Linked DNA regions of Mus musculus: regions 1 and 2 are each linked to region 3. A link is a loop called in an ENCODE intact Hi-C map of the cell type or tissue named here. Cell type or tissue: gastrocnemius. All regions are shown on one strand. Region 1 holds the start of Prkab1 (protein kinase, AMP-activated, beta 1 non-catalytic subunit). Region 2 holds the start of Gm36502 (a long non-coding RNA gene). Region 3 overlaps Srrm4 (serine/arginine repetitive matrix 4).

What was found. Peaks named below come from ENCODE experiments on the same cell type or tissue, not always from the same donor. Only the 100,000 strongest peaks of a DNase experiment are listed, where the experiment ranks them.
Region 1: a loop joins it to region 3, with 2.3 times the contacts of the local background. A loop is called at or near these places in 3 of 42 quality-filtered maps.
Region 2: a loop joins it to region 3, with 12 times the contacts of the local background. A loop is called at or near these places in 23 of 42 quality-filtered maps.

The regions. Positions count from the first base shown.
Region 1 is chr5:116,023,100-116,025,599 of GRCm38, forward strand. Prkab1 (protein kinase, AMP-activated, beta 1 non-catalytic subunit) reads right to left here and starts at 1,329. Exons shown (of 7, transcript NM_031869.2): 1 at 992-1,329. The coding sequence starts at 1,150. In gastrocnemius, a CTCF peak has its summit at 1,528 (motif pointing right); DNase peaks (open chromatin) are centred at 215 and 1,447; H3K4me3 peaks cover 2,310 bases; H3K27ac peaks cover 2,452 bases.
Region 2 is chr5:116,230,427-116,232,926 of GRCm38, forward strand. All of the region lies in intron 1 of Ccdc60 (coiled-coil domain containing 60), which reads right to left. Gm36502 (a long non-coding RNA gene) reads left to right here and starts at 1,644. Exons shown (of 4, transcript XR_001784946.1): 1 at 1,644-2,390. In gastrocnemius, a CTCF peak has its summit at 1,533 (motif pointing right); a DNase peak (open chromatin) is centred at 1,587.
Region 3 is chr5:116,475,224-116,477,723 of GRCm38, forward strand. Srrm4 (serine/arginine repetitive matrix 4) reads right to left here. Exons shown (of 13, transcript NM_026886.3): 3 at 1,836-1,922; 4 at 1-24. Among named protein-coding and RNA genes, the nearest start is that of Srrm4os, 38 kb to the left of the region's middle. In gastrocnemius, a CTCF peak has its summit at 988 (motif pointing left); a DNase peak (open chromatin) is centred at 938.

The DNA.
Region 1 (2,500 bases), 450 kb before region 3:
CTGTGCCACCACTCCCTGGCAAAAGCAGGCTCTTTTAAAGTCAGACCCAAAATTAAGATCTGGAGAATAGTAATGTGGGTTATGTAGCCCAGTTAGGGGGTGGGGGTGGGGGAGTGAAAGCGGAGTGAGCTGGCCAGGCAATTAGCCTGTTTAAGTAATGGGGATTAGTTGGCAACCCGGCAAGTAACAGAGACCAGGCTGGTGAGCGCCAACGTTCCTGAATGTAGTTTATTCTGAGCAATTAGCTTCTTTCCTCCTAGAATCACCAAATGCCCTTGGACTGGGGCCCTGTAGCCGGAAGCACTGGCCACCTCACTGTGGTTTTAAGAGAATGTGGCTCAGGCAGGAACTTTCAGCTTGGCCTGCAAAAATCTGTTTGCTCTGGTCTGCTTAAAGTCCAAGGCATTATTTCAGTAACGTGGGAGAGAAGTGGGGGTAATTAGCTGCTGGCTGGCGTTCAGAGTGACTCTCGGTCACTGACCTCCTCCAGTGGAATTGCCGGATCTAAAATAAAGTGAGCAGGGTGGACTGAAACTGTCAGAACCAAACACCTCTGGCAGTCAGCTAGTCAACTTCATTTCCAGCTTAACGTATGTGCTCCCGTTTTACCGCCAAAAAGAACACTAGAACTCCCAACCCAACTTTTGCAAAAGCCGGTCGGCCTGAAGTGTCTCCAAGCCGCGCAATCAATTACACCGAAGAGAAAAGTCGACACGGGTGCTCAATTACAGTTTAGCTCGACTCTTAATTAATTAAGGATCTCAAACGCGGTCCCTGAGCTGCTTTCTCCTTAATGATGTTCAACCAAGCCCAGGGTGACTCTCCTCCCATCGGTAATTAGGCACAAGTCCCAGAACGGCAAAGAGGGCTATGACAGAGCCACCTCCCCCGCCCCCCCCCAAGGTGTGACGCTGGGAATGTGGCGGGAACTACAGCAAAGGGGGACCCTCCCCGTGAGTCAAGAGGGCTCCGACGCCCCTCCACTCAGCACCTTGATCTCTTCGGAGTGGAAGATGTCGGCGTCTTCAGGGCTGTCCATGAGGATCTTGGGCCTGTCCCCATCCTTGGCGCCCCCGGAGCTGTCCCTCCGCGGCGTCTTGTGGCCCGCCTGCCGCTCCAGCGCGGCGCGCTCGCTGCTCGTGTTGCCCATGGCTGGGAATCTGCAGGGACACAAGGAAGCCGGAAAGGCCGGGTCGGACCCCCGGGGATCGCGAGTCACGCCCTCTCGGATCGCGCGCTCGCTCGCCCGCCGAGCTCCGCTTTACCTGGCTCGGGCGACCGCGACTGGAACTCCGAACAGAGCCGGAGCGTAACCTGACACTCCTCCCGCAACTCCCCTCCACCCCTTAGCCACTTCCGCTTCCGGCCGGGCCCAGCGAAGGAAGGAAGGAAGGGTGGTCACTGGGGATGGAGCGCTCTCGGAGTTAGGGTGACATCAGTTCCGTTTCCGCCTCTTCCCTGCTGCTCAGCGCGAAGCGGTCGCGGGTGGTTCGGGGCTGCCACCAGATCGAGCTTCGTAGCGGCCAGCGGGAGGCGCGAGCGAGCGAGAATGCCAGAATGCCATGGATGGCGCCGACCACCTCACTCCAAGTTGGTTACTCTCCAGTAACTCGAATTACGAAACGCGAAACCCACGGCGGCTTGGAGCAAGCGCTTGCTCTTGCAGAGTACCCGGGTTCGGGTCCTGGCGCTTCCATGGTGGCTCACAACTGTTTGCAGTTTAAGTTCCAGGGGATCCCGGCGCCCAAGGCGGTGCACACATATACGGGAGGGCAGAGCATTCATACACATAATCGTAAAAACAAAACAAAACAAACAAGAAGAAGAAAAGGGAAAAAAAGAGAAAGCGCCGGGCATTGGTGGCGCACGCCTTTAATCCCAGCACTTGGGAGGCAGAGGCAGAGGATTTCTGAGTTCGAGGCCAGCGTGTTCTACAGAGTGAGTTCCAGGACAGCCAGGGCTATACAGAGAAACCCTGTCTCGAAAAAACCAAAACCAAACAAAAAACAAAACAAAACAAAAGAACCTCACGTTTAAGTCTCTCCCGTAGATGCACTGGCTCTCACAATTGAATGTATTAGGACAACCTAGGGCTCCTTCAAAAGGAAGGCCTCTCCAGAGTGGCCAAATCGTAATTTCTGTCTGTAGACTAAGGATGGAGGATGCTGACCATCTTCCAGGTGTTTGAGAAAACTTAAAGACCTAAGATTTCTGGGAAATTGACGTTCTCAGTTGGGTTCTGTTGTTTGTTTCAAGTTGAGTGCCTATTGATAAGTCTTTTTGCAAGAGCCTTGGGGCTACATTGGCCACATTATGTGTAAAATGTATCAGGGCTTAGTGTTTCAGCAGAGGTACAGACTGCTGTAATAAAACGATCTCAGCTTCACAGTCAGCCTTTAAAGAAACAACAACAACATTGTCTTGTGGGGTTTGTTTGTTTGCTTTGCATTGGATTTTCTAGGTCATGTCTTACATTTACCCATACATATGTTTTGGTTTT
Region 2 (2,500 bases), 240 kb before region 3:
GGGGAGGGGAGGCTGTTTGAAAAGACAGAGATTTCTTGCAGAACCCAGGATCACCTGCTCAGAGATGACCCACCCCACCTACAGTGGGCAGGGACTTTGCAAATCAATCATTAATCAAGAAAATGCGCCCCTGCGGGACCCCCCCCCCCCCCGGCACTCATGCCTACAGGCTAATCTTATAGAGGCCTTTTCTTAATTAAGCTCTCCTTTTCCTAGGTAGGGTCGAGGTTTGTGTCAAGTTGACAAGAGACAAACAAACAAATAAAAACTAACAATCAGAGCCACATAAAGGGTACCTGGGACACACCGGTGAGGGGCATGAAGGACCTTGGCCACAGCACACGCTACAAAGTGAAATATGAATTTTTCTGTTGAGTTCAATTCATCACAAACCTCTTTGCCCAGGGCCGGTGGCCCTCCCCTTCCCCCACCTTCTTATGAACCCAGGGGACATGCCGTCACGCCTGGACATTGAAGGAGAGGAGAGAAGTGACAGAAGAGGGGACTGTCTTCTTGATGTGTGGTGGTGGGGAGCTATAAGGGAGTTCCTGTTTAGAACACGGAGTTTTGGGGGTGGTAAAGGGCCATAGCCCTGGGGAGGAAAGAAGCCCCTGCTGTCTGCGTTCTGAGCTCTCCTTGCTGTTTCAGACTGTGAGGAGAGACAGCTGACCGTGGGGGTACTTATTAATTATGAAGGGGACATGGTACTGCTAATGTGGTAAGGTTTGCAGATGCCAAGGGGTCAAGCTGGCCATGCGGGGACAGGCATGTTCCATGTGCCCCTCATGTGCGGACCTACTGTGTATCTGTGGAGCATCCTTCCTTCTTCTCTGTCCCAGCTTCAATGGTTTAGTTTTACCGCCCCCACCCCCGCAAGGAATCCTCCTCACCTCACGGGCATCCTTACTCCTACCTTGCCAAAAGGGAACCACAGGACCCAGAGACAGGGTGACTTCCTCAAGGTCAGGAAGACACCGGTATGGAGCGCAGCCTCCTGCTCCTGTGACCCTCATCTGACACAGGAGTCAGCGAGCTGTGACCTTCTGTACTGGGACGTGGCTAAACCCTCGTGGAAAACTGTGGCCTGTGGTAGCTTCCGGCTCCGACAGCTGCCCCTAGTGATCGTCTTACTTCCTAAAGATTTCTTCAAGCTGTCTTCCTTCCACGCCTGGCGGCAGTCTCCATCTCCATCACTGCCAGCCGTAGACAACACACAAACACACACACACACCCTTGCTCCTCCTGTTCCTTGTCCCTGCAAGCTATCAGGGCTCCAAAGCAGTGCCTGCCTGGTCTTCATCGGACACCGTGAGAAACTCCATGCTTGGTACAGGGAGCTTAACCAGGCTTACCAAGCAGAGATTCCTGCCACTATGTCACGAGTACTTGGGGCTTTTACCCACGGAATCATGTCACCGCGAGTTAAAAACAAAGAATTCTAGAGAGCGTATGAGAATATTTCCAAACTAGACAGCTGGGTAACTAACTACAAAGGGCTTCCAGGTCAGCAAGGGCAGCGAGGTGAAGATGTACCGGTAGGTGGCACTAGAAGCCATGGCTTTCGATCAAATTCCATTTTCTTTTGATCTGCCTCTCTCAGCTCTCTGCTTGATTGAAATGGAAATCGGCTGCCGGCTCCTGCAAGTCCCCCACCAGCCAGAGACTAAGACCCGTGCCAACAGCCCGTTCGCCAGTTTAAAAAGATAACAAACCATGCTTGTCTGAAAGACCAGCTATGGGCTGGAGAGATGGCTCAGGAGTTAAGACTTGCTATGAGGGATCAATGGTACAGCCGTCAGATGCTGGTAACCAACCCAAGTCTCAGTGAAGGGCTCAGGGATGTCCTTCATAACCCTGGATGAGCTTAAGGAAATAGGTTCTAGGATAGAGCTTAAATTCCACGCGTCGGGGAATGCACTAAGATTTTGAGGGAGCAAAGTAAAGACTGGTTGGAGCACCCTGGTCCAGTCTCATCAGAGAAATTTTTCTGTAATTGATTAGCAATGTCTGGCACAGCCCCTGGAGGAATCAGCACACTCAAGGGTACATGAGAGCCATAGGCAGCCTGATCAAGGAAGCAAGGGCTTCTACTCCATTGCCAGCCTTAAAGACTGGCTGGAGCACCCCGAGATCCGGTCTCATTAGAGAGATTTTTCTGTAACCAATTAGCAATGCCTGCCACGGCTCCTGAGGGGGAACCGGCACACACTCAAGGATACAGGATAGCCAGCCTGATCACCCTCAAACTGTGAGCCCAAAGAACGCCTTCCGTCCTTGGATTGCTTCAGCCAAGAACTAGCCCAGCCTACCAGTCATAGCCAGCTTCTCAGCCTTGACTTTCCTATGGAGAGCATCTAATCGTACATACGGGAGCTGACCCTACGCTGCTGGTGAGTAGAAGAAAACTAAGGGACAAAAGAGCTGGCCAGAGCTGGTTAGAGTGTGACCACAGAGCTCCTGGGGTGGGATGTCTCAGGTGCCTTCCTCAGGATGGCACTTT
Region 3 (2,500 bases):
GGTGATGGGCTGTAGGACGGGGACCTGCAGGGAGACAGACATATTTCCATGGGTCCCTTCTTCATAATACTTCAGTTTTTGGGGGGGACCATATACAGGACCAACCCACATACTGATAGTAGCTTGCATTTGTGTTGGATATTATGTGCCCTACACTTAAGTAGATATAATTGCTATTCTCCTTTTCCAGACCCCCTCCCCCCCAAAAAAAAGTGAGATTCAGAGAGGTAAAGTGATCTGCCCAAAGACACGCAGCCCAGACAGGGATGGTATGGGATTCAAACAGAGTTCTCTCTATCCCGGAGGTTTGTTCATTATAACAGCATCAGTCAATGGCTATCCTCTTAGTTAAATCAATCTAAAGGGCTTTCTTGGTCTCATCCGTGGCTTTCCTCCAAAACCTCTGCCTCTTCTGTATTCCGTGGTCTGTTCTCTGCTATCTCTGGGGTAAGCCTGTGTCCCTAACATCATAGCATGGGTGAAGCCACCAAGGGGCACCTGGGAAACAGTTACCCTCCCTGGGGCCATGGGGTTGACTCAGCCTGACCTACAGGCTCAGGCCCCTGAGGGAATCATAGCTTGTCTCCAACAGGCTAGCAAGAGGCTGAAACTCAGGTCCAGTGTGAGCCTCTTTAAGAGGGTAGATGTAGGAATCAGGCTTCCTGCAGACAGTTAGGAGAGGTGAGGACTGAGGAGAGCAAGCAGTGGCCTCTCAGAGGGGGCGGGGGGTTCCCTCTGAGAGAGTGCAGCCCCAATTTTCCACAGCGTGCGCTGTTTCCTCCTCTATCTTCTGCACACTTCGAAAATCGGGAAACTCGAGTCCACCCCCTACCTTACAATGGCTGGGTCACTGGGTGTCACCGCACTCCCCCTTCGCCCCATCTGGGCCGGTCCTTAAACTAAGCAGATGATGGAGAAACCCCTGCAAACCTGGGGCCCAGGTTTGAGCGGCTCAGCATTGCTCTCTGCTGCCCCCTGCAGGCGTTTATAAACACCGCCCGGGAGATTTGGTGCGATCCCCTGTAGCCAAACTTAAATTCTACACAGGTTTTTTTTTTTTTTTTTAAACTGGAAGTTGACAAGGGAATCCGGAAATATTTTTTAAAAATAAAAAACTTATTAAAAGACGTGTGTCTACCAAGACATTCACGAGGCCTAAAAGAGCCATGCGCTGGTAGTAATATGAGATACTAACCCTGGGTCAAGAGAGAATCCTAGGAATAAAGTCCAAGGTAGATTCTGTCATCCCATCCTGGGAGCCTTTATCATTCATCTCTGAAATGGGCATAATATTTCCCTTGCGGAGTGAGGCCAGGAGCGAAAGAAAGGTTGTACCAAGGTGCTGCGCACAAGCCCCTGCACACCATACGCTACAGCCATCCCAGTTCAACATCTGCTATAATAACTGCTTCATATTAATTGGTCATACATGATTGCTAAACACCGTGTCAGCTGCCTCCATATTTCCCTCCGCCTTTTCCTCTTTGTATCTCAGGCTGACCTAGAATGCACCATGTGACTCGGGCTGGCTTCAAACTCACAGCAATCCTCCTGCCTCAGACTCCCAAGTGCTATGACAGGCAGGAGCCACCATACCCAGGGACTTTTCTCAGCTAATTCTCGAAAATTCCAAGAGGCTGTCCAAAATTACTATCATTTTAACAAGAAGGTGGGAGAAAGAAGCCACAAAAAGTGAAGTCTAAGGTCCCACAGGCAGCTAAGAGGCCGAGAAGGGATTTGAACCCAAGGTGGAGTCACAGTTGGACTTATTACTCCTTTTCTGTCTCTTCTCCTGTCTGAGTCTTTGAAATCTCATCTCTCGTCAGGATCCTTACCTCCTCCTCTTTTTCCTGGTTGATTTCTTCTTTTTCTTTTTCCCCCTGGAGGAAGGTGGTGGTGTCGGGTCTCTGTCTTGAGAGGCACTGTGAGAAAGGAAAAGCCAGGTATGAGAGAGTCCGTTGGCTCCTGGGCTGTCACAGCCAGAGAAAGGGAAAGGACCCAGGACCCACGGTGAACATCTCATTGTCACCTCATGGCTGATTCGGTCACACCTCAGATTAAAAGTCTCAGAGACTTAATGCATGCCTAATGAGACAGACACTGTAGTTACCCAAACACCAATTGATTATTTAAAACAAGGTTTATAGGGGTTAACTGCCCCTTAATAGATTTATTATTGAATTTGCAAATGGTTCACCTCGGTAAATAAATCACTTTAAAAATAATGAGTTGGCAGTCCAACCCACTCTCTTCCCAGTCCACCCCGTCTATACTTCCTGCTGTAAATTTCAGGAGGCAGAAGCTGCATTAAGTAGATGCCGATTATTAAAAGTGTATTTGCTCGGGTCTAATGTAACAAGATACATATCTTACATCGCTTCGCAGAACCTCAAAAAACTCCACTGCTCTTCAGGAATAATTATTTCCCGTTCAATTAAATTCAAACGCACAGGCTGCAGTTAAATGAAGTCAAGTTATCTCCTTTTATAATTGGGGCAGG